2 separate regions of the Homo sapiens genome follow, and region 1 is linked to region 2. Evidence: chromatin loops called from intact Hi-C (ENCODE). Cell type or tissue: mammary epithelial cell. All regions are shown on one strand. Links, peaks and the distances in the headings refer to the core of each region. The heading gives the core; the rest is flanking DNA. Region 1 holds the start of LOC105372424 (a long non-coding RNA gene). Region 2 has its middle 10 kb from the start of IGFL3.

Evidence for each region. A loop is a pair of places that touch in the nucleus more often than their neighbours do. Peaks named below come from ENCODE experiments on the same cell type or tissue, not always from the same donor. Only the 100,000 strongest peaks of a DNase experiment are listed, where the experiment ranks them.
Region 1: a loop joins it to region 2, with 5 times the contacts of the local background. A loop is called at or near these places in 6 of 110 quality-filtered maps.

Annotation. Positions count from the first base shown.
Region 1 is chr19:46,180,490-46,190,990 of GRCh38, forward strand. IGFL2-AS1 (IGFL2 antisense RNA 1) reads right to left here. Exons shown (of 3, transcript NR_135234.1): 3 at 8,540-9,925. It overlaps LOC105372424 (a long non-coding RNA gene), which reads right to left and starts at 390. Exons shown (of 6, transcript NR_187895.1): 1 at 312-390; 2 at 116-200. It also overlaps a transcript of IGFL2 not described here. RefSeq lists an enhancer at 9,543-9,837. In mammary epithelial cell, for the core only: no CTCF peak of the experiment used is centred there; DNase peaks (open chromatin) are centred at 4,472 and 4,856; H3K27ac peaks cover 1,552 bases.
Region 2 is chr19:46,129,522-46,140,022 of GRCh38, forward strand. It overlaps a transcript of IGFL2 not described here and the pseudogene TGIF1P1. Among named protein-coding and RNA genes, the nearest start is that of IGFL3, 10 kb to the left of the region's middle. RefSeq lists enhancers at 3,287-4,118, 4,119-4,950, 4,951-5,781. In mammary epithelial cell, for the core only: no CTCF peak of the experiment used is centred there; a DNase peak (open chromatin) is centred at 3,980; H3K4me3 peaks cover 879 bases; H3K27ac peaks cover 2,026 bases.

The DNA of each region.
Region 1 (10,501 bases), core at 3,380-5,879, 52 kb after region 2:
TTTAAAATAGCCTTTTATATTTACTACATTTGTATTAGTCAAGGTTCTCTAGAGGACACAACTAATAGGATATATGTATATATGAAAGGGAGTTTATTAAGGAGAATTGACTCACATGACTGTAAGGTGAAGTCCCACAATAGGCATCTGCAAGCTGAGGAGCAAGGAAGCCAGCAGTGGCTCAGTCTGAGTCCCAAAACCTGAAAAATATGACAGTGAAGCTGACGGTGCAGGCTTCAGTCTGTGGCGGAAGCCCTGAGAGCACCTGGCAAACCACTGGTGTAAGTCCAAGGGTCCAAAAGTCAAAGAACCTGAAGTCTTGATGTTCAAGAGCAGGGAAGCATCCAGCACAGAAGAAAGATGAAGGCCTGGACGACTCAGCAAGTTGACTCATTCCGTTTTCTTTGGCCTACTTTTCCTAGCTGGGCTGGCAGCCGATTGGATGGTGCCCCCCCAGATTGAGGGTGGGTCTGCTGCTCCCAGTGCACTGACTCAGATGTGAATCTCCTCTGGCAATGCCCTCTCAGACACACCTAGCAACAATATTTTGCATTCTTGTATTCAATCAAGTTGATACTTAATATTTGCCATCCCAACATTGAAACCTCCTTTGCAGAATTATAAGTAAGGAGAGAAATCAAACATGACTGACTCCATCTTGCTTCCAGCCTCACTGCTACATTTGGTTGTGTGTTGTGTGTTTTCTGTTTTATTTATTTATTTATTTATTTATTTCTTATTCCAGCACAGAGACCAAGATAACTATGAGAGGAATTTAACTTATAGTTCAACTTGCAGACAAGGGAAACTGACCCTCCTTCTTGTCCAGAGATTGAAGCCACATTCATAAGGTGAGTTTAAAATTATGGAAGGGGACTTGAATTTTGCTAAAGAATAGGCGTGGTCAAACAATGACCTGCCATCACTTAACTTGTTTTTCTATAAGTTGCTTCCTGCCCCAGAGTCACATAACAGGGGGTTGCAAGATTTATAACTTCCCCAACTACCTCTGTAGATCACATCACTATTGTGAAACCTAAAGCACTGATCTTTGAGAGAGTTTTCAGATTTAGCACTTCGGCAGACCCAGGGCTGCCGCCTGGTCCTGACACTCCCTCCCAGGAACTGACTCAGCTGCGTAAAGACAGCTTTAGACGTCCCTGTGATGTCATCAACTGTTTCAGTTTCCCAGCTCCCTGCCTGTCAAAGGATCCTTAAAAAGCCCTGGCCCCCAAATTCTTGGAGAGACGGGTTTGAGGAGTTTCTCTCTGTTTTCCTTGCTTGGCTAGCCATGAAATAACAAAAGTCTTTGCAACAATACTGGTTGTTCTCAGTATATTTGGCTCTCTGGGCAGTGGGCAAGGTGAACTTGTAGGATTGTTACAACCTGATTACCTTCCCAGTACCTCTCCTTTCTCCCTCCAGATCTGGTCTCCAGTCAGACATCATTTTCTTTCATTAGGAAGAACTTTCTTTTTAGCATCTCCTATAATACATGTTCACTGGCAACAATTTCCCTGAACTTTTGTGTGCATAAAAATATACTCATTTTATATCATTATTTTTGAATGGTATTTTCAGTGGATAAAGAATTCTGGACCAGGCGCAGTGGCTCACACCTGTAATCCCAACACTTTGAGAGGCCGAGGTGGGCAGATCACAAGGTCAGGAGTTCGAGATGAGCCTGGCCAACATAGTGAAACCCCGTCTCTACTAAAAATACAAAAATTAGCCGGGCTTGGTGGTGCATGCCTGTAGTCCCAGCTACCAGGAAGCCTGTGGCAGGAGAATTGCTTGAACCTGGAAGGCAGAGGTTGTGGTGAGCCAAGATCGCACCACTGCACTCCAGCCTGGGCAACAGAGAAAGACTTTGCCTAAAAAAAAAAAAAAAAAAAAAAAAATTCTGGATGCCCAGAACATTTTTTCTCTCACAATTTGCTTGTGTTTTTTTAGTGCATTCTTAATTACTGTTTATATTGAGATCTTAACATAATTTCTATTTGCTAAAAGAAAACTTGAGCCAAGTACAAGAAAAAACTTATAATGTCACAGGCATAGCTTAAGTCCTTTTTTGTTAGCTGAGTTGATTGAGGCATAATGTACATACAGTAAACTCCATCCGTTCCGTGCACTGAACTTGTTGTGTGAGTTGGAGATTGGATCCTTTCTTTCTCGATGCACGTGTCAGCCACGGTGTTGCATGTGTCAGATCGTCCCTTTTCATTGCCGAGCAGGACTTTGCTGATGACTGTACTGCCGTTAGTTTCTCCATCCACCTGCTGAAGGACATTGGGTCAGTGTGGCCCTGCCTTTCCCTGCCTCCTCTCCCTACACTCCTGCCCTCTGTCTTGTGGTTTCTCCCCATCTCTCCTGCCTCTCTCTGTCATCTCTCTTGTCTCTCCTCACATTCTCTAGTCTCTCCTCACCTCACCCCTTTCTCCCTTTCTCCTCATACTCTTCTCAATGCTTCCCACTTCTCCCCATCTCTCCCAGACTGTATTACTCCATTCTCACACTGCTATAAAGCTACTGCCTGAGATTGGGTAATTTATAAACAAAAGAGATTAATTGACTCACAGTTCCATGTGGCTGGGGAGGCCTCGGGAAACTCGACTTCAATTATCATGGTGGAAAGCAAAGGGGGAAGCAAAGGCATGTCGTACATGGCAGCAGGAGAGCAAGACGGGGGACGTGCCACATTTTTAAACCATCAGATCTCATGAGAATTCACTCACTATCATGAGAACAGCATGAAGGAACCACCCCCATCATCCAATCACCTCCCACCAGGTCCTTCTCCTGACATGTAGGATTACAATTCGAGATGAGATTTGAGTGGGGACACAGAGCCAAAGCATATCACAGACTCTCCCAGTTTCCATTCTCTCTCCCTCTTTCTCCAGCCTTCTCTCCCTCTCTCATTTCTTCCCTCCCAGCCACTCTTTCTTCTCTCTCCCAGGCTGGGCCTCAGCCTACCCCTCCCAGTCTCTCCTGATTCCTCTTCTGTCTCCCAGTCTCTCCCCTACTCTGTCTCTCCTTTCTGCAGACTTTTTTTTTTTTTTTTTAGATGGAGTCTCACTCTGTCACCCAGGCTGCAGTACAATGGGGTGATCTCTGCTCACTGCAACCTCCACCTCCTGGGTTCAAGCAATTCTCCTGTCTCAGCCTTCCGAGTAGCTGGGATTACAGGTGCCTGACACCATGCCTGGCTAATTTTTGTATTTTTAGTAGAGATGAAGTTTCATGATGTTGGCCAGGCTGGTCTTGAACTCCTGACCTCAGATGATCTGCCTGCCTCGGCCTTCCAAAGTGCTGGGATTACAAGCATGAGCCACCACGCCCAGCCTTGCAGACTCTTGTCACAGGTTTCTCCTTGTCTTTCGCTTCTCTACTAATTCCTCAGTCCCATCACTCCCATGCTTCTCTAATTTCTCCAGCCTTCTAGGTTTTCAGCATTTTTTCCCCTTCTAGTTGCATCGGTTTTTGCCCCCAAAATTGGTTATTTCCTTTTTGAGTTCCTATTTGATTTAAGGGATATCTGTCAGCATATTTCTTAACTTTCCAGTGATGATGGAGATCACGTTTTCTCATTATTTAATTCTAATTTTATTGGACACACTTCTAATTTTGTTCTGGTAAGGTTTTCATTGCATTCAACACATGTATAATTTTGCTTGTGGGTCATAATCAACCACAAAATGCATGGTGTCTACTTGGGTAGTTCAAAATTATATGTGCCTCTCTCTTTCTTTCAATGTCACTGCTTTCCTTTTTCTTTTTTTTTTCTTTTTTAATTATACTTTAAGTTCTGAGGTACATGTGCAGAATGTGCAGGTTTGTTACATAAGTATACATGTGCCATGGTGGTTTCCTGCACCCATCAACCCGTCATCTACATTAGGTATTTCTCCTAATGCTATCCCTCCCCCAGTCCCCCACCCCCGACAGGCTCCGGTGTGTGATGTTCCCCTCCTTGTGTTCATGTGTTGTCATTGTTCAACTCCCACTTATGAGTGAGAACATGCAGTGTTTAGTTTTCTGTTCTTCTGTTAGTTTGCTGAGAATGATGGTTTCCAGCTTCATCCATGTCCCTGCAAAGCCTTTTTTTATGGCTACATAGTATTCCATGGTATGTATGTGCCACATTTTCTTTATCCAGTCCATCACTGATGGGCATTTGGGTTGGTTCCAAGTCTTTGCTATTGTGAACAGTGCCACAATAAACATACATGTGCATGTGTGTTTATAGTAGAATGATTTATAATCCTTTGGGTATATACCCAGTAATGGGATTGCTGGGTCAAATAGTATTTCTAGTTCTAGATCCTTGAGGAATCGCCACATTGTCTTCCACAATGGGTGAACTAATTTATACTCCCACCAACAGTGTAAAAGCATTCCTATTTCTCCACATCTTCTGTTGTTTCCTGACTTTTTAATGATTGCCGTTCTAGCTGGCGTCAGATGGTATCTCATTGTGGTTTTGATTTGCATTTCTCTGATGACTAGTGATGATGAGCATTTTTCCATGTGTCTGTTGGCTGCATAAATGTCTTCTTTTGAGAAGTGTCTGTACATGTCCTTTGCCTACTTTTTGATGGGGTTTTTGGTTTTTTTTCTTGTAAATTTGTTTAAGTTCTTTGTAGATTCTGGATATTAGCTCTTTGTCAGATGGATAGATTGCAAAATTTTTCTCCCACTCTGTAGGTTGTCTGTTCACTCTGCTGATAGTTTCTTCCTTTTTTCTACCCCCCTCCCTCTCAGTTCCTCTCTTCTTCTCTGGGCAGCTGCTCCTCTCTCTGCCTGCCAGCTCAGTTTCCTTGTGTCTACTACCCTTCCTTAGGGTGGGCCATGCCTCCAGTCCAGCCTGGGGAAGGGCCACTGTGGGTGCTCAGAATCAGAGACATGGGGAGGAGGCAATGATGGGGAGATTTAGGCACCCGCCTTCACTCCTGCTCCCTTAGAAAATCCAGATAGCAGCTGCCAAGTCAAGGAACCTGGGCTCTTCCCTCTACTGGATAAAGGTGGGGGCTCTAGAGTGGTGTGGGAGTCTAGCAGTCACACAGCGTGGTCAGAGCCAATACTGGGCACCTCTCTTTCTAAAAGTTGGATGTGAGGAGACCTGGTCCTTAATTTCTTCTGAAGAGAAGCCTGTTTATTCCTAGAGCTTTGAAAATACCGGACCTGGTTAATACACCCAGTCTATACAGTGAGCTTGGATCATTGAGGTCGTTTTATTATTATTGTTGTTATTATTACTGATGTTTATTGTTGTTATAACCTTGACTAAAGTTTATCCATGAAATGGGTTTGATTTACTGAAGTTGTCGACAGAGGGTCCCCTACACACACCTCGCACCCCGGCCTCCCAAGGTCATGTACATGCCAGGCAGGCAGTCCTATGAGCCCCGGGAAATTTTTAAGACTCCCTCTGAAGGAAGGGACAGATCAGTGATGGCCTGAGAGGGCTATGGTGGGCGTCATCGGCCCGGCCTCCGTCCCATCTGGTGCTGGGTAGTCTTTATGAGACTCTAGGAAAATTTCCTAATCGTTCTCCAGGTCTCGGGAACCTCCTGTTCCAGCCAGGAAGTCTCGAGGTGAGTGTGTCCTTTGCTTGGCAGGGCCCAGTGATCACAGGAGGCTCGCCCCAAATTTCCCCAAGACTCCCTACTGGGGCCGGGCTGATTGCGTGCCGGCAGCCCTGGGTGAAGAAACTCCGTCCAAGGGGCACCAGGAAACGGCCGTGGATCAGGCCGCAGGCAGGGCACCCCCGCCGACCTGAAGACCCAGATCAGACCTGGTGCCGTCCATGCCACTTGTCGGGCGCCACCTGGCAGTCACTTTTAGAGGGTTTTCTCTGGCGCTCCGGAGAATTTTGGATGGGATATTACCCAGCTGCGGTGTCCACAGAAGCGTTCCAGGACCCTGGCAGCGGTGGCAGGCTCTTATCGGTGTTGACCCCATGCTATTGTGGAATAAATTCCTTGACCTTGTTCCTGCAGGGAAAGAGTGCTATGGCCTGGATATGGTCCCACATGGAGGCTGCTTATCAGATTCACTGTCCACAAGTTTATCAAAGCCCAGCTGATAAAATGAACATCACATCCCGTTTCTCCTAGTCACTTGTCCTCCTTCCCCAGGAAACCTCTATCCAGTTGATAGTCTGGCCTTCCAGAAGATATTACAAGAAGGAAGGCTTTTCAGCACAGCATAGATTTGATGGCTGCAGGGACAGATATGGGGTGTTAATTAGCAAATTAGGCGTCTCTTTTCTACCCTTCCCTAAAGTGTACAATTGAAAAACACTGAAGTCCGCTGCTACGTGTCAGGCATTGTTTAGGGGCACAGGGAGTCCCTGGCTAACAGGAAAGACAAGATGCCTGCTCTCTTAACGAGCCTGCTCTTCAGTGTGAAAGAAAAAAATAACCTAAGTTTATTTAAGCTTTGCTCTCAGATCACACGATTATAAAACAGGAGGAACCTGGTAGATAGTGTAAAGTATTTCACAGTGGGGAGACATTAGAAAGGGGGGTTTCCTAAGGATGAGCACTTGCTTATAGGGAGACCAGACCTGGCTTTTCTTTAGCACTTGAAAGATGTCAGACCTGCTGGTGGTTGGACCCAGTCGATGCTGCTGGTATGTGCTACCTGATCAGAGATGGTGAGCATTAACCCGTTTAAACCTGAGGTTGTGCTGCTGGTGTGTGCTACCTGATCAGAGATGGTGAGCATTAACCCGTTTAAACCTGAGGTTGTGCTGCTGGTGTGTGCTACCTGATCAGAGATGGTGAGCATTTACCCATTTATACCTGAGGTTGTGCTGCTGGTGTGTGCTACCTGATCAGAGACGGTGAGCATTAACCCGTTTAAACCTGAGGTTGTGCTGCTGGTGTGTGCTACCTGATCAGAGACGGTGAGCATTAACCCATTTAAACCTGAGATTGTGCTGCTGGTGTGTGCTACCTGATCAGAGACGGTAAGCATTAACCCGTTTAAACCTGAGGTTGTGCTGCTGGTGTGTGCTACCTGATCAGAGATGGTGAGCATTAACCCGTTTAAACCTGAGGTTGTGCTGCTGGTGTGTGCTACCTGATCAGAGATGGTGAGCATTAACCCGTTTAAACCTGAGGTTGTGCTGCTGGTGTGTGCTACCTGATCAGAGATGGTGAGCATTAACCCGTTTAAGCCTGAGGTTGTGCTGCTGGTGTGTGCTACCTGATCAGAGACGGTGAGCATTAACCCATTTATACCTGAGGTTGTGCTGCTGGTGCTACCTGATCAGAGATGGTGAGCATTAACCCGTTTAAACCTGAGGTTGTGCTGCTGGTGTGTGCTACGTGCTACCTGATCAGAGATGGTGAGCATTAACCCGTTTAAACCTGAGGTTGTGCTGCTGGTGTGTGCTACCTGATCAGAGACGGTGAGCATTAACCCATTTATACCTGAGATCGTGTTGCTGGTGTGTGCTACTTGATCAGAGACGGTGAGCATTAACCCATTTGTATCTGAGGTTACAGTTTTTAAATTTGAAAAATCGGACCTTGGTGATGACCTTGAGCAATAGGATATAAATAATTCCCACATTCTTAGCATTCCAATAATGGAACACTAGGCATAAATGGGGTTAATGCTTTCTTGAATAATTTATGAGAGTCTCCAAAAGTTCCAGTTTCACCCTCCCCCAATACCTATTTCTCCCTATCTTTACCTGTTCCAGATCGGTCCTTGGTCCAGCCCCCAGAAAGGCAGGTAACCCCAGGGCATCTTGTGCATGTCAGGGTTAGTGGGGGGCCCAGTGTGTGTACTGTAGACACCCATTTATTTGTTTTGTGGTGGAGCAGTTCATCATGAATCTTGCTGTTTGCACATGATCAGCTAAGTGAAAGGTCCATCCCCAGCCACCGTGACGCTCATTCCTGTGACCGCCCCCCCCACTCTCCTCTATATTGCCTTTGTGATTATAATTTGTGTGGACCAACTCCCATGCAGGATAATTTTGGACTATCAACATAAAGCAGCACAGCCTTGATAATGGGTGATCAGAAGCTCAGTGTGTTCCTCTCTCTATACTGAGGCTTACAATAGACCTCCTGGGTCTTTGTGAACCCATAGTGTTCCCCGTGGGTTCTGTGTTCCATGACCAATGGTTTTCAGATGCTCAGTGTCCTTCCTGGTTGTTGGGGACCCATACCCAGCTGGCCCCTATGGCCATCTGACAGCACTTCAGATGTATGGCTGGTGGGAGGCACCTCACTCCTTGTTTGTCCTCTGATGCCCACATATTTCCTACCCTTGCCTGACAGCTCATTTGCCTCCCAGCATATGGCCAGAGGCACACCTTTAGCAACTCGGACAGAGCCCCCATTCATCCTGGGGCAGGTGGCCAGCTCTTTGTGGGAGCATGGCAGGCAACTGCGAAGTCTTCCACAGTGGGATAGAGAGTCCTGGGATGTAGGGACCAGCCCTACAGGGTCTGTGGGTTTTTCTCCCCATGTGCGGAGACGAGAGATCATAGAAATAAAGACACAAGACCAAGAGATAAAAGAAAAAACAGCTGGGCCCGGGGAACCACTACCACCAAGACACAGTGACCAGTAGTGGCCCCGAATGCCAGGCTGCGCTGTTATTTATTGGATACAAGACAAGGGGGCAGGGTGAGCAGTGTGAGCCATCTCCAATGATAGGTAAGGTCATGTGGGTCATGTATCCACTGGACAGGCGGCCCTTCCCTGTTTGGCAGCTGAGGTGGAGAGAAAGGAGACAGCTTATGCCTTTATTTTTGCATTTCAGAGACTTTTAGTACTTTCACTAATTCTGCTACTACCTAGAAGGCAGAGCCAGGTGTACAGGATGGAACATGTAAGCGGACCAGGAGCGTGACTGCTCTGAAGCACAGCATCACAGGGAGACAGGCCTCTGGATAACTGCGGGCAGGCCTGACGGATGTCAGGCCCTCCACAAGAGGTGGTGGAGCAGAGTCTTCTCTAACTCCCCCGGGGAAAGGGACACTCCTTTTCCCAGTCTGCTAAGTAGTGGGTGCTTTTCCTGGGCACTGACGCTACCGCTAGACCAAAGTCGGCTAGGTAACGGGCATCTTCCCGGGCACTGGCATTAACGCTAGACTAAGGAGCCCTCTAGTGGCCCTGTCGGGGCATAATAGAAGGCTCACACTCTTGTCTTCTGGTCATTTCTCACTGTGTCCGTTCAGCTCCTATCTCTGTATGGCCTGGTTTCTCTTAAGTTATAATTGTAGAGAGAAGATTATTATTATAATGGAATAAAGAGTAATTGCTACAGACTAATGATTAGTAATATTCATATATAATCATATCTACGATCTATATCTAGTATAACTATTCTTATTTTATATGTTTTCTTTATTATACTGGAACAGCTTGTGCCCTCGGTCTCTTGCCTCGGCACCTGGGTGGCTTGCTGCCCACACTGGGAAATGTGTAAGTAACACGTCCTGGGTTGACAGGGTAGAATCTGAGTAATAAATTTGTGAATGAGCCCTTGGGGCTGAAATCAGGAACTCTGCAGGGACCCCAAAGCCCAGAACCCAATATTAAACACGGTGTTATGTGTCAGTTTGCTGGTGCTGCAGAATCAACGACCTCTACATTCAGTGTCATGGAACAACCACATCATGATTGCTCCTGAGTCCATAGGTCATCTCGTGATTCTGTTGATCTGGGCCAGGCTCAGTTGACCTTGATGGGGGGGTTGCTCACATGTCTGTGCTCAGCAGGTAGATAGACTGGATTCTGGTTCATCTACAAAGAACTCATTCACCTGTCCTCAGTTGTCTGGAAATAGGCTTTTCTGGGATGTCCTCAGCTGGGACATCAGGGCTCTGTCTCCTCCATGTGGTCTCTCACCCTCCAACAGGCTGGCCAGAGGGTGTTCACATTGCTTTAATTTCCTGAGAAAGTGGAAGTACCAGAGTCCTTGAGCAAAGTCTTAACTCAAAACTGGCACATGATCGATCACTCCACAGTGTCCTATAGACCACAAATTCCACAGGGTGCAGACAGTCAAGGGAATGGGGACATGGATACCAAATCTTAATAGACGTAAAGTCATATTTTGCAAGTGTGTGAATGAGGAAGGAGAGATAATCAGGACTGTATCTGCAGCCTACCACAGACCCTCCCAGCCCTCTTTGCCAAGGCTGAGGATATTTATCACGCCCCCTGGTAATCCCCCAACCCTCTCCTGTGGGGCAAAGAGCCTTGCATCATTCCTTCCCCCATGGGGGGTGGGGGTTGACTTTGAAGAGACCAAAAATGCATGTGGCTTTAGGGTATTCTGCAAAATCACGGACCTGGATCTTTTTACCATCAAAAAGAAAAATTCAGAAAAGACAATCCCTGAGACTCTGGCCCTCGCCCTCAGAAGAAGGGTTGACTATTCGGGAGTCCCGCTGAGTCATCTGTGGTGCTAGGAACACCAGGAATGATTGAGCCTCCAGTCCAAGCTCCATCTCCCCTCAGGCCCC
Region 2 (10,501 bases), core at 2,674-5,173:
CTGCCTTAGCTGTGTTCCAGAGATTCTGGTATATTGTATCTTTGTTCTCATTGGTTTCAAATAGCTTCTTGATTTCTGCCTCAATTTCATTATTTACCCCAAAGTCATTCAGGGGCAGGTTATTCAATTTCCATGTAATTGTATGGTTTTGAGCAAATTCCTTAGTCTTGATTTCTAATTTGATTGTGCTATGGTCTGAGAGAGTGGTTGTTATGATTTCGGTTCTTTTGTGTTTGCTGAGGAGTGTTTCGTGTCTGATTATGTGGTCGATTTTTCAATGTGTGCCATGTGGTGGTGAGAAGAATGTATATTCTATTGCTTTTGTGTGGAGAGTTCTGCAGATGTCTATCAGGCCCATTTGATCCAGTGCTGAGTTCAGGTCCTGAATATCTTTGTTAATTTTCTGACCTGATGATCTGTCTAATACTGTCAGTGAGGTATTGAAGTTTCCCACTATTATTGTATGGATGTCTAGATCTCTTTGAAGGTCTCAAAGAGCTTGCTCTCTGAATCTGGGTGCTCTTGTGTTGGGTGCATATGTATTTAGGATAGTTAGGCCTTCTTGTTGAATTGAACCCTTTACTATTACATAATACCCTTCTTTGTCTTTTTTTATCTTTGTTGGTTTAAAGTCATCTGAGATTAGGATTGCAACTCCTGCTTTTTTCTGTTTTCCATTTGCTTGGTAGATTTTCCTCCATCCCTTTATTTTGAGCCTGTGGGTGTAATTGCATGTGAGATGGACTGCATGCAGTTTCAAGGGTTCAGGTTCACTGTTTATTTAAACCAAATACTACAGGGTATGATCTCCTGAACTAAGTGGGTGAAGTACACGTTTCCTATGAAACAGCCTTTTTCATTATCTCACAGGGCAATAACTTCTTTAGAGTTTTGATAAATATTTTAGTTCCCCCAGCAAGCATCAGATGATGAGTTAAAGAACATACCATGTTATTTAAAATATGGCATTTGTTTGTCTACATGCTGTTTATTGAGGTTCTTGGAAGCACCTTTTCATTATGTTTATAAACTGGTTACTTGCAAGTGGTTGCTTGCCAGTTTAAACTAGCTTAAGCTGTGGCAAAAAGAGGAATTTATTATCTTTGGTAGGTTCCAAATTAAAAAATAAAGTGAGCAAGAACTAAGATTAGAAGAAATTTATGAGCTTGGATGAAGGTTCCCAGTATTTCTCATTATTTTTATGTTTAATGATGTATAGTTCCTTTTCTGTAAATGATACACTATTCAGAATAATTGTTTTGGGTTGTTTGCTTCCTTCTTATTAATTTATAAATGCTCTTTTTATATGGGAGATACTAACCTTTTGTCTGTTATATGTTTTCCTCGCCTTTGTGTTTGTTTCTCAGTAATGCTGGTGGAGTCTTCTTTTTTGAGATATTTTAAATTTTTATGCAGCAGTGTCTTTTACCACTGCCCTACATCTTCTTTCCACTTTTTGGCTTCCGCTTACGTAAGGAGGCCATCTCCAACTTAAAGTTCTATGAATAGTTCTATATTTTTACTTTCTTTTTAGTCATTTTTATTCACATATAACTTTTTCTATAAGATGTGATGCTGAGTCTAAGTTAATTTTCTTGCTAATGAATGTCCTATTGAATCTGAAATTACTTGTTGACTAGTTTCATCCCTTTTCTTCTAATGTACAATGTTACTTTTCTTATATCTCAGTTTTCCATTATTAGCTTTATCTGTTGATGGACTCTGTTCAATTGATTTATGTGTAATTTTTCTAGGTAGTGTCTGGTTCATTTACAGTAGCTTTGTTTTAAATTTTAATAATAGACAAAAACTTCTCTCCTTATTACACTACATTAAGCTTTACTCGACAATATTTGTGCAGTCAGCTTTAAGAGCTCCCAAGTAATTTTCTAAACCCTCCTCCTAAAAAATAGCAAAATTTAAAAATGGGAATTCAGATGAAATTTTTTTGTAAACATTGTTTGGCTTTGGAAAGCATGAGCATTCTAATGTTTTAATACTTTCTGTCTCAGAGGTTTATCGACTTCTTTTTTTATTAGGTCTAGTTTGCTGTCAACACCCATTTAATTTTACGTAAACATGCTCTTCGAGGCTGAAGCGAATATGACTGATTTTCAGTGTGAAAATAAAACATAAAAACCCCTTCTTGGCTCATGCCTGTAATCGCAGCACTTTGGGTGGCTGAAGCAGGCAGATCACTTGAGGCCAGGAGTTTAAGACCAGCCTGGCTAATATGGTGAAACCCTGTCTCTACTAAAAATACAAAAGTTAGCCGGGCATGGTGGCCTATGCTTGTAGTCTCAGCTACTCGGGAGGCTGAAGTGGGAGAGTCGCTTGAACCCAGGAGGTGGAGGTTGCAGTGAGCCAATATTATGCTACTGCACTCCAGCCTGGGGAGCAGAGCGAGACTCCCTCTCAAACAACAACAACAAAAACAAAACTGTTCTTGGAGTTGTTTCTAAACAGAACTTGTCTCTAGTATTAACGTAGCAGAAATGTATATGATTTTACATTAGTATTAAAGATAAGAATATTCTTGGCCAACAGGAAATGGGTTAAAGCCTTGCAGAGGAGGGAAACAGTGAATTTTGTCATTCACTTAACCAGTTTTCACACACACACAGAGAAAGTCCAGAAGCCTGGCTGGTAAGAAATTCTTACCCTTTTGCTGGCATGCTACGGTTTTGGGTTCTCTTTTTCTGAGCAACTTTGGTGACCTTGCTCCCTGTGGCATAGCTGTGGGGGCCAAGCCACGTTACAAAAGAAAATGATCCCTTTCCATTTCATGGAACCATAGGCAAAAGTCTCTCCTTTTTACAAGAGGCCAACCAGTGGGTTGCATGGGAAAATAAGATATTGAATTAAATGCACAGAAAGAAAACAATTCATTGGGACATAAGTGACACAAACTTTGGTTCCACGTGCTGTCAGTTCTCTCCTTAAAAAGCCAGCACCCAAAGTTGATAGACTCACACACCCAAACAGACAGATGACAGAAAAGTCCACAGGCTTCCCCTCCTCACATGGTGTGGCAAAGAGAAAGTGAAGTGGTGAGGGGTTTTGAATAGAGTTACAGGATTGAGGGCCAGTATGACAGAGAAGGGGAGAGAGAAGGAGAGGAAGAGGGAGGGAAAACGATAGAGGGAGAGAGGGAGGGAGAGGGAGAGGAAAGAAGAAGAAAGGGAAGGAGGGAGAAAGGGAGGGAGAGGGAGAGGAAAGAAGAAGAAAGGGAAGGAGGGAGAAAGGGAGGGAGGGATGGATAGAATTGTTTCTTGGGACTGGAACCCAAACCAACTTAGGCCAGGGAAAAGGTACACTCTGTCCCACTGCCTGCTGAGTTGATCAGATCCAGGTAGTCAACGATTTCAACCTGTCCCTCACAGATATCTGTTCACGTGACCCAAACCACTAAGGATTAGGAGAGGAGAGACAAGGCACCCTAAGTGACAGAAAAGTTAGGAAGTGAAAAGGAGAGAAAGCAAGAAGGGAAGGGAGAAAAGCATTGCCTGCAGGAGGGATGGGGGAGGCAAGGAGGGCTGGCAGGCTGGAGAAAGACTCAACCAGCTTGGCGACACTGAATCAGAAGTTCAGGCAGCTGCTTGTCAGCCGTGAAGGGATCTTGTCCAGCAGTCCCATCAGCTCACAAGTCTCCCCCTCAGGGAGAGAAAGGCTCCCCACATCCCATTGTTGGGAATGGGTGCTCGGTGTCACAAAAATCAACACTGAGACAAAGGATCTCTCAGCAAGGCTAGTTTACTTTCTGCAGAAAGAGGGCCGCTTGCTAGCAGTCTTGCCATGAGAGCACACACGAACAAAGGAGACAGGGTCATTTATAACCTGATATGCCACCCTACTGCTGTGTCTGGCTTCCGTTGGCTGGAATGGGACCTCACATTCTGTACTTGACCTGATTGGCTAGCAACTTAGAACTTCCCCAAAGAGGCAAAGGCAGAGGAGAACAAAGGAAGACAGGAAGTAACTTGTGGAATGCTGAGAGAGGCAAAAGCACTTCCAAATAAGGAAGAGGAATAGGCTATGACCTAATGCTTGCTTGGGCCTGTTCAGGCATGCCAGGGCAAATATCTAGGCTAAAATGCGGTAGCTAAGAACGCAGAGTATATTGATTTCTTTATTATGGCTAGCAGATATTTAAGAATATTAGCACAGGTCTTTGAGTAAATTTTGCTTCTAAGAGAGGTTACTATCTATTCTCAATTAGACTGGGAGGAAAGTCCCTCTGAAGAGGAACCTCTACTTATTTTATTTTCTACACCATGATCCCAGGCAAGCCCCTAAATAATACATTACTGGTCTTGGGTTCTTGGGCTCTCAATGCAATAGAAACTGACATGAGGTCAAAATAGTTTTCCCAGACAAAACTTCATTGGAGATTATTCCTGGAAATAAGAGAGGCAGCACAAAAGAGAAAGAATTCCCTGATGACTCCCTGAAAAGAGCTGGTAGGGCTTTTTTTATTAGGCAAAGTGTGGGAATTGACATCAGGGGTAGGGTATGCAGGCTGGGCTGGGCAAAGCAGGAGAGGTATACGGTATGCAGGTCAGCAGTATCTGCTTAGGATGGTTTTCTTGAGGAAGAGACCACCTGGTGGTCTGGCCTGTGGCAGCAAGGCTGTGAATCAGTTGTTCAACATTCTTTCTGGAATCTTGGTTGTCTCCTAAGACCAGTTCTTGGGATTCTTTAAGTAAAAGGACTATTAGCAATGAGGTAGTGGCGTGGGTTTTGTGATCAGCAGGAATGTTGTAGTACAGCAGTCCCTAACCTTTTTGGCTCCAGGGACTGGTTTCCCAAGGAAGACAGTTTTTCCATGGACAAAGGAGGAGGGGGATAGTTTCAGGATGATTCAAGCACATTACATTAATTGTGGACTTTATGTCTATTATTGTTACATTGTAATATATAATGAAATAATATACATTATATATTACATATGCAACTCACCATACTGTAGAATCAGTGGGAGCCCTGAGCTTGTTCTTCTGCAGCTAGATGGTCTCATCTGGGAGTGACAGGAGACAGTGACAGATCATCAGACATTAGATTCTCATATTAGATAAGGAGTATTAGATTAGATAAGGAGTGTGCAACCTAAATACTTCACATGCACAGTTCACAATAGGGTTCATGCTCTTATGAGAATCTAATGCTCCTACTGATCTGACAGGAGGCTATGCTTAGGCAATAAGGTGAGTGATGGGGAGCAGCTGTAAATACAGATGAAGCTCCACCCACTAAGTCACTGCTTACTGCCTGCTATGCAGCCCAGTTCCTAAAAGCAGACACACTGGTACCAGTCCATGGCCTGTGGGTTGGGGACCCCTGCTCTAGTAGGGGTGAGATGAAGCCAAGCCCTGACTCTTCTCTGTCTCAAGGAGAGCCCTAGGTGCATAATACTGAGAAGAGGAGCAGCTCTGTAATTGCAGTTTTAGGCACAAGGAAGCATCATTGGGCATCCTGATTATCTCTTTAATGAATATTCACTGTCACTATCTTGATAATATCTGTAGGTATCATTTACAAAATTTTCTTAACTACTATCTTGAAATAATTTTAAACTTACAAAAAAGTTGTACAGTTGGTTTCTTTCTTTCACACAGATTCTCATAATGTTAACATCTTAAATGATCTTAATACAATTATTGAAAGCAAGAAATGAATATTGACTAACACTATTAATGAATCTACAGGCTTTATTTTAATTTTATCAGTTGTCCCCTCATGTCCACTTCCTGCTCCAGGATCCAATCCAGAATCCCACATTGCTTTTGATGATCATGTCTCCTTTGTGCCCTCCCAACTGGGATAGTGCTTTGTGTTTTCTTAGAGTCTGTATTTCTCTATTTGGTATCCATTAACTACAGGGTTTAACTCATGGTCAGAGTTGTTTGCATCTCCCCCGAGAGCCAGAACCCCTGCTCTGAACCATCCGAACCATCCCCTTTAGTGTAGGGGAGAGAAGAGGGTTAGATAAAAGGTTTCAGTCACTTCCTACAGGAACCTCACTGAAGTAGGACACAAGTTCGTGAGACCTTTGATCTGAGGTCCTTCAGTGAGGGAGGTAGGACCTCACTGATGCAAGAAACATGCTGGAGGAATAGCAAGTTGACCTCCATTCCAGTCTTCTGTGGCTGTGTAGATCTAGAACTAATTTCCACCTCAAAGGGAAGACTTTCCTGGACAGGCTTGCAGCCCTGAGTGGAAACATCCCACTGCCTTTGACTCCTGACTCCGTATCTCTTTTCCAGTAACAGTTGTGTAAATGTTTATTAGCTGACAATTATCTAACAATTCTTGGCTTCCAGACTTCACCCATGTCAACATTTTTCAAAGTGTGGCAGCAAACACTTTCTTTTCTTTAAGGATTCTGAATACAGGCCCTCAGTCTTTTCTGGCTTGTAGGGTTTCTGTTGAAAGGTCCACTGTTAGCCTAATGGGATTCCCTTTCCAGGAGACCTTCCCCTACTTTCTAGCTGCATTTAATATTTTTTCTTTATATTGACCTTGGAGAATCTGATGACTGTGTCTTGGGGATGGTCCTCATGTATAGTATCTCAGAGGAGTTATCTGAATTTCCCAGATTTGGATGTCAACCTCTCTAGCAAAGTTGGGGAAAGTTTCATGGACAGCATCCTCAAATGTGTTTTCCAGGTTGCTTGCCCTCTCTCCCTCTCCTTCAGGGATGCCAATATGTGGTAGGTTTGGTCTCTTTATATAGTCCCAGATTTCTTGGTGGTTTCATTCTTTTTTTAAGAAAATATTATGTCATGAAAAAACTCATCAATTAACTAGATTCATACTTGTTTGAACAAGAATTGAAAATCTATTAAATAGGCAGAATGTGGGCATCTTGTTCCACATGGGAATGAAAAGATGCTATAGGTTCTTTAAGAATTGCACAGTGTAAAAAAATAACAAGAAAGGAGAAGGAAAGGGGAAAAAATCACATGATATTGGGAGCCATCTCACATTATGAATAATCTACCAATAAACATGTAAAAAATAATACTCTTTGTTTCTGCAGTAGCTTTGAGTTTATAGTTCTTGGAATGACTGTATTCCATTGAAGACATCTCAGTAACAGGAGGCTGTTTTAGCAATCCCATGTGCAGATATTAATAAAAAAATATATAAAATAATGCAATTCATCTCTTGCCATCACCCCAGAAATCATGACATTTCTGAGAACTGTTTTGCTTGAAAATGGGTTAAGCTGTAAGTTTCGGCTGAAGCTCTGTCTCTCCAACCCGTTTGAGTGCAACATTCACTAGAAGCTGAAATCCACTAAAGTCCTGGTTGAGATCCATTGGAGTAGGGGGAGGAGTGTTGAAAAGACTACTCTGTGTATTGGTACTTGGTCTAGATTTACACATGTCCTCTGGGCACATGAGAGAGGTGTCTGTAAAGTTGTTGGCTGCTACCTGCTGTATATCTGTGTTTTGTCCCACACCAACTGACTGGCAGAGAAAGGGACATCTTTCAATGCAGTCACAGTGGCATGGCAGATCACTGATGGACGAGCCAAAACTGATCCTGGGGAAGACGGCTTAGGAGACAATGGCCTCCCTAGGGTTGGGTTTGGCCCAGATGTACAGGAATGAAATGGGGTCTCCTCTAGAGCTGGCATGAAGTTTTTGATGCCCATCACAAACTTCACAGAGCTTGTTTCAGAAATCTTGGGCCCACGGCAGGTAATTGTGAACTGATTTGGATCTTTGCCATCCTTTCTCAGCATGTCAGGATGCGTACACCACATGCAATATTATCTCCTTCGTAGGCTCATTTATCTGAGAAGCTTGTGGCGGGCGTTGATGAACCAGTTACAGACCTGTAGTGTAGACAGATATGTTTGCTGGGACAACAGTGCTTTTTCTTGCTCGGAAGGATGGACATTGTAATGGTGCTCATACAGCCAATCTTGAAGAATCTGCACAGACTCCTTGGGCAGGTTGCCCCTTCTCCTTCTCTTGCCTGAGCCAGAGGATGAAGGAAGGTCCAAGGGAATGTCCATGGAATCGTCATCCTCCGTCTCACTGCCAGATGCTGCAACAATACCTTTCATTGTTTCCATGAGTCAGTGCAGAGGAGCAGGACCCTGCGTGACCCAGGATGGGGACACCTATGCGGCCAGTGTGGCCCAGCCTTGGTCCCCGGCTTCAGGGAGAGGGTTTTCTTCATTTTAAAAAATGCTTTTTTAAATTTTTGTCTGACTGAGTTGATTCAAAGAACCAGTCTTTGAGCTCTGAGATCCTTTCCTCAGCTTGGTCTATTCTGTTGTGAATACTTCTGATTATATTATGAAGTTCTTGTAGTCAGTTTTTCACCTCTGTGAGATCTATTTGGTCCTTTCTTAAAATGGCTGTTTACTCTTTAAGCTCTTGAATCATTTTAGTAGATTCTTTAGATAACTTGGATTGAGTTTTGACTTTCTACTTAAATCTTGACTATCTTCATTGCCATGCAGCTTCTGAATTCTGTCTGTTATTTCAGCCATTTCGGTCTGGTTAAGAACCATTGCTGGGAAGCTAGTGCAGTCATTTGGCGGTGAGAAGACACTCTGGCTTTTAGAGTTGCCAGAGTTCTTGTGCTGGTTTTTTCTCATCTGTGTGGGCTGAAGTTGCTTTAATCTTTGAAGTTGCTGTCCTTTGGATGGGGCTTTTGGGTTTTACATTCTTTGATGCCCTTGAGGGTTTAACTATGGTATAAGTTGGGTTTAGTCAACTGGTTTCATTTCTGGATGATTTCATGGGGCCAAGGCTCAGCTCAGCACTTCTGGGCTGCATCGTCTAACCCTGGGGAGCTGGTACCAGGCCCATGGCTTTGTCCCCTGGATCTTCAGGGTTAAACACCTACTGCACTAGAGGGGCTAAGGTGTTCCCCATTTGCTAGCAACAACACTCCAACGTGGGGTGTTGACAAAAGTGCTTCATCTGGGTCACAGCAGTGGGATCTTCACTCACACATGTGCTGGTGGTGGGGGAGCATTGATGTCTGTGTGCATGTGCATGCTGGCAAAGTGTTGAGGGGAGGCTGTGGGTGAGTGCTTGCTGGCAAAGTGGTGAGAGGAGGCTTTGGCTGGGTGCATCCTGGTGGGACCTGTCTGCAAAGGCTCTCTGATAGTTGGACAGGGTCTACTGGTGAAAGGGCTAAGGCAGTGGCCCCTGGGAAGCACCTTAGTTTGGCAACTGAGGCTTTGCTGCAAACAGATGTGGCGGGTAGGGAACTTGGGAGAGGCCAGCACACTGAGAGGCACTCGTATCAGACTGGCCCCATCTCCTAGGCAAGATAGTCCTATTCTGTCCAGGTCTGACAGTCAAGAAAGGCCAAAGCCACCTAGAGGAGCAAGGTGAGCCTTGGAGAATGAGCATCCCTGTCCATGCTCCACTGCAGCTGTTTCCAAACCAGACTCTCTGGGCTCTACACAGGCTAGAGTCCTGTCCCTGCCAACTCTCCAAGCAGCTCTCTCTGCCAGCGCAAATGTCCATGGGGGCTGTGGGACCTTTTGCAGCTAGGATTCTGGAGGTCTCTGGCAAGAGTGGGCCACTCCATGCCTATTTAACTCCCCACTTCCCCAGGAGCTGTTCAGGGCCAGGAACAAGTCCTCATGCTCAGCAACCCTGTGCAGGGTTTCCAGCTTCCTCCCCTTGCAGCTGAGGGCCTGCCTCCCTCACTCCACTCTCAATGCCTTCCTTTCGAAGATCTGCTTGGTGTATGCTGGTCTTCTTGATGGTCAGTCCCTTGGTGGGAGAAGCTCTTCCTGGCTGCATCTAGTTGGCCATCTCAGCTCCTCTCCCCAATCAAAACCAATTTTTTTTTTTTAAAAACGAAATCATTCAAATTGAATTCTAAGATTTTAAGGCTGAATTTAAGAAAGAACCTCTATGCACATGTAAGAAATCTATGTTACATATGAGGTTCCAGAAATGTTAAAAATTAGTATGTAGAAAAGATACATCATGCAAACACTAGCAAAAGAAAATTACTGTAGCTAAGTGAATACCAAGGTAGGCTTTAATGCAAAAGATAAAGCTAGAGATAAAGCAGGACAAGTAATAATGACACAGGGATCAATCCAAATGGAACATATAATAATTATGAATCTGAATATACCTAATTACTTAGCTTGAAAAAAGTAACTAAAATAAAAGTGGAAATAAGCAAGTTCACAACTGTGGTGAAAGACTTTAATACACTTTTTGGGATAGCTTATGTAATAAGGAGAACAAAAAATCAGAATGGGCTAAAAATTTGAACAATACAACTAACACACATAACCAAACTTATATGTGTATATGTCTATATATATTTATATGTGTGTATGTATTTATATGTGTGTATATATTTATATGTGTATATGTATATATGTATATATAGTATGAGATACACATATATTTCACGCACTCACACACACACACACACATATATATTTTGAGACGGAGTTTCATTCTTGTTGCCCAGGCTGGAGTGCAGTGACATGATCTCAGCT